Regions from separate parts of the Homo sapiens genome. Here region 1 is linked to region 2. The links are chromatin loops, found by intact Hi-C in ENCODE. Cell type or tissue: chondrocyte. All regions are shown on one strand.

Region 1 (2,500 bases), 540 kb before region 2:
GGCTGGAGTACAGTGGTGCAATCTCTGCTCACTGCAACCTCCATCTCCCAGGTTCAGGTGATTCTCCTGCCTCAGCCTCCCAAGTAGCTGGGATTACAGGCATGCACCACCATGCCCAGCTAATTTTTGTATTTTCATTAGAGACGTGATTTCACCATGTTGGTCAGGCTGGTCTCAAACTCCTGACCTCAGTTGATTCACCTGCCTCCCAAAGTGTTGGGATTACAAGCGTAAGCCACCATGCCCAGCCTATATTCCCCAACAATGGAGAATATTAAACAAATAAACACAGGAGGGTTAAGTAATTTTTTTTTTCTTGAGACAGAGCCTCACTCTGTCGCCCAGGCTGGAGTGCAGTGGCGTGATCTCAGCTCACTGCAACCTCTGCCTCCTAGGTTCAAGTGATTCTCCTGCCTCAGCCTCCTGAGTAGCTAGGATTACAGGTGCACACCATCATGCCCGGCTAATTTTTGTATTTTTAATAGAGATGGGGTTTCACCATGTTGGTGAGGCTGGTGTCAAATCAAACTCCTCACCTCATGATCCGCCTACCTCAGCCTCCCAAAGTGCTGGGATTACAGGCGTGAGCCCGTGCCAGGCCAAGTAATTTGTTAAGTGACACACAGCTGTCCTCTGTCTTCTGACATCAAATGTCTTCCTGTGCTAGCTATATACTGTTGGTCTCAAATTATCATTATCTTAGCCAACCGTTCTGGAGGACATCTGTGTGCTAGGCATTCTTCTAAGTGGTTTATATGCAGCAGCAGTAATAGCCAACATCTTCTTGCCAGATATCCACTTAGTCTTCAAAGCAACCCTATGTAATAGATACTATTATTATTCCACCATTTAGAAATGAATAATCTAAGGGACAGGGAAGTCAAGTAACTTATTCAAGGTCAGATAACTACAGGAGGCTGCTGCAAGTGTCGGTCTTTCCATATCCAAAATCTGGTGTCTTAGTCAGTGAAAATGCTGCAAAACCTCAAAATTGACAGAGGCCACCCTTTAGACATAATTGCTACAGGAATATTGATCCCATCTCCTCTTGTATTTCAAATCTTCAGAGTGCATTCCACAGCCTTTTGCCTGTGGTATCCAAGACCATAGAGGCAAGAATGTCTGGGAAATGTAGGTGTTAGATTGCCAGCCTCTGCTGGGTAAGATGGCAGAAGAGCATAGAGGAAGGTAAAAATGAATACTGGGTACCAGTAGACAATATCTAGCATACTCGTGATAATGATGTAAGACTACTGCCATTTCTTTAGAATGCGATCCTGGTGAGATGGCCAATGAATGTTTAGTCACTCAGATATGCAGTGGTGTCCCCCTACCACTAGGGGGAGATGAACAACCGGCATAGTTTGATGTCTTAAGAAAGATTATTTGTTCATGAGTAATGGAAAAAAATACTGAGAAAGAAGTGGTTGCTTTCTATGGCTTATGAGGAGAAGCTTATGCTGTCTTTAATGAAAAATTAATCAGATAAACAAATGTCCAGAGGAATATATCCAGATGTATTCCTATTTACAGTCACTTAGTGGATGTGCCAGCATCCAAATGCTTCCTTAATCTTTCAACTATCTAAGTAATGATTGAATAGAACCTTTGCTCCACCTTTCCTGCTTAAATGCTACTTTATTAGCATTACTTCTTGTCCATAACCATCATTGCCTAAGTGCTCTGCAACTTACCTATTTAAATACTGGATAGATTGTCATCAGTTCCTCATCTGACCAATCATTTGTTTCACCAATTACTTGCAGATTCTCATTCTCGTAATGGTCCTACCATGGAACTGTTGCATCTCCCTGTTTTCCTCACCACCTCCAGCTAATCAGGGTAGAGTTTGCTCTAATGAGCTTATGTCTCAGGAGGGCAGGTCTTTCTGTGAAAAACTGTCAAAACTCTTCTAATGGGAAACAAATATTAATGTAAATGTAGGCATTTATTTGCCAAAAGAGTAGTAGCTCAAGAATTGCTAGCAATAATTACCCTACTTGCCAGTGTATTGTGTCTTTTTTGATTATTCCTCTCTTTCTATGTAGAGACCTGCCTAAAATATCTCATGAATTTTTCTCCCTCAAGTGTGCATTTGTGAAGTTTCTCGAAAGATTGATTGGAACACAAGGATTTCAGTTTGTGGCGTCCTGTTAATCAGGTCAGATTTGTTAAAGTCATTAGTGTTAAAAATTTCTTTGTACTCACAATTCTCCTTACCCAGAGTTAGTTCTGTGGCAGTGTATTAGTGTGGGCAGGGTATCTTCCATCAACTTAGTGTTTTTAATGGAGCTTACCAGAGTTAATGACAGTGGCAGTCCCCCCAGGGAAAACAAGACAGTTGGCTCAGATGTCTTGTGGGAGCTGAACCTGCTAGAATGTTCTTCTGGGGGTTTCATCACTAATCTGCCAACAACTGGAGTCTGTATCCTATTAGTTTCTATTCACTGAAGTTGTGAGATGCCATGTACTTTCTTTTTCCAGTCATCTCATTTTTCTC
Region 2 (2,500 bases):
GAAATATTATCTAAAGAATGCATGAGAATAACTGAATCTGATAAAGTAAAATTAAAATTAAGAGAGAAGAGAAAATAAGAAAGTGAGCAATTGAAAAACGGAATAATAAATAATTTTTTAAGAAAAATAATTTCATCATGTATTTCTCTATGCTACGTACATAAACGCAAACGCTATAAATAGAGTTATTGACATTTGGGAGGTTGATTTGTTTTTATCAACATCGCAAAACAGAAAATTTAGGTTGCAGATTTTCACATGGCTATCACGTTCAGAATCCAATCAGGTTCTCCTTCTTTACTACTTGATGACTTCTTTAAAGATAAATAAGCCCGCGGACCAAGAAGTGGGTACACTGGCTCGGTTAACTCTCTCTCCCCAGAAATTTCACTACTGAAAAGATTATTATTTGGGGGCGGGGAAGGGGATGTAGAGGTCTTTAGGACCCAGCAGGCGGCGGCAGGCGGCAGTTGTGTAGATCGCTGAGAGACTACGAGGGTCCGGTTCAGTTTTAATTCTGTCTCTAATCTCTGCAACAGCCGCGCTTCCCGGGTCCCGCGGCTCCCGCGCGCGATCTGCCGCGGCCGGCTGCTGGGCAAAAATCAGAGCCGCCTCCGCCCCATTACCCATCATGGAAACCCTCCAGGAAAAAGTGGCCCCGGACGCGCGAGCCTGAGGATTCTGCACAAAAGAGGTGCCCAAAATGAAGACCCTGATGGTGAGTCAGTTGTGGCAACTCCACCGGGCAAAGAGGGGGATCCCCGGGCTCAGGGTCCACGGGACGCACCGTGGAGACTCCGAGACGCCTAACCCTGGGCCGCGAGGTCGCCTGTTACAAAGGGACAACTTTCTACCCGCTCCGCGTTCCCTCCCGATTCTCCAGCTCTGCCTGGCTCGGAATCCCAGAGCCAGGATGGGAACTCGGGGTTGCCTCGCCTCCTAGATCTCCGGCGAGAGGTCCGAGGGGGTGGCGGAGAGCTGCAGGAGCGATGGAGGAGTGGGCAGATTGCTCAAGGGATGGGGGTGCCCAAAAGCAACAGCCTGCCAAAAACTAAGAGGGACGGGGAGGGGGGACCTTTGCAGACTTTCTTCGTTTTCTTAGATTTCAAACTTGCAAGGATCGCAAGGATCCAGGGCCCCAGGAAAGGAGGGGTGTGAAGGACTCAAAATTCCAGCAGCTTGGCTGGGGTGGCTGCGCCAGACGGGCCCTTCCCCAAAGTGCAAACCCACCCCTGTCCTCGGCCCCGGCGCGCTCCCTCCCTCAGCCCGGGGCCGTACACCACCTGCCCTCTACCGAGAGATCTGGGCGGCGGCGGCCGAAAGCAGCGACGCGCCCGGAGCATCCCTTGCGATACGCTAGGGGACGGTGCTTTCTCTGTCCCAGTTGCGTGCGGCGGGGCTGGGGCCCAGGCCGCCCCAAATCTCCCCCACTAGAGTGACCACCGCACAGTTGTCCCCGCTGGGCGCGCTCCTCCGGTGTCTGCGCTCAGCCGCTCTCCTCTTCTCTCTCCCGCCCGCCCGCAGCGCCATGGTCTGGCAGTGTGTTTAGCGCTCACCACCATGTGCACCAGCTTGTTGCTAGTGTACAGCAGCCTCGGCGGCCAGAAGGAGCGGCCCCCGCAGCAGCAGCAGCAGCAGCAGCAACAGCAGCAGCAGGCGTCGGCCACCGGCAGCTCGCAGCCGGCGGCGGAGAGCAGCACCCAGCAGCGCCCCGGGGTCCCCGCGGGACCGCGGCCACTGGACGGATACCTCGGAGTGGCGGACCACAAGGTGACAGCATGCCCGCCAGCCCGCTCGCCACTCAGCCTGGGGATCCCGCACACCTGAGCCTTCCCCCTTTCCCGGGGCTGGGAGGCGCTGTGAGTAGGTGCCGTTCGAAGGCTGGAGGGGAGTGGACCCGCTGGGGTAGGGTGGGCTAGTTCCAACTTGGTATGAATTCTTATTTGGAGAAAGACACAAAGTTTTGTAGAAAATAGGGGTGAGGTGCGTGGACCCCAAAGCCTAATTTCCCAGCAGAAATCGGCCCTGGAACTAGAACTCCCTGATCCCCAGAATTGCAGCTGCGGATGGAGGTCCGGTTCCTGAAGCCTCGGGTTTGGCCGCCGAGTCGCTGCCTGGTGGGAGGAAACTGGGGTTGGCGCGGGTACCAGCCTGAGCGTTCCTCTGACCCGGAACCGGAGGGTGAGCGCAGCCAGCCCGCGGCCACTGCTCGGGATCCAGCGTTCCCCTCTGATCTCTCCAGCGCATTGCTTTGGGCTGAATTCTCTCAGCCCTGGGGAGTGGTGCCCAGGCAGGCATGGAAGACTTGAGGGACACACTCAGCTTCCATTGGTTTGAAACTCATCATTGTGAGCCTGTCTTCCTCTGCCTTCCGGGAAGCTGCTGCATGGGGTGGCTAATAACTAATAAGATGAATTTTTTAAAATTGGGCCTCCTTTCCCTGGAATAATAAATATCTGGTTTCAGTGTGTGAAGCCTCTGGGAGAATCCTAATCAAGTT

What was found. Peaks named below come from ENCODE experiments on the same cell type or tissue, not always from the same donor. Only the 100,000 strongest peaks of a DNase experiment are listed, where the experiment ranks them.
Region 1: it touches region 2 in a loop (4-fold over the local background); 8 of 110 quality-filtered maps call a loop at or near these places.

What each region holds. Positions count from the first base shown.
Region 1 is chr1:76,329,853-76,332,352 of GRCh38, forward strand. The region is part of intron 2 of ST6GALNAC3 (ST6 N-acetylgalactosaminide alpha-2,6-sialyltransferase 3); the gene reads left to right. Among named protein-coding and RNA genes, the nearest start is that of ST6GALNAC3, 260 kb to the left of the region's middle. In chondrocyte, a CTCF peak has its summit at 1,339 (motif pointing right); no DNase peak of the experiment used is centred here.
Region 2 is chr1:76,866,973-76,869,472 of GRCh38, forward strand. It overlaps ST6GALNAC5 (ST6 N-acetylgalactosaminide alpha-2,6-sialyltransferase 5), which reads left to right and starts at 508. Exons shown (of 5, transcript NM_030965.3): 1 at 508-718; 2 at 1,525-1,770. The coding sequence starts at 704. RefSeq lists an enhancer at 1,383-1,592. In chondrocyte, CTCF peaks have their summits at 423 (motif pointing right), 1,316 and 1,515; DNase peaks (open chromatin) are centred at 929, 1,609 and 2,177.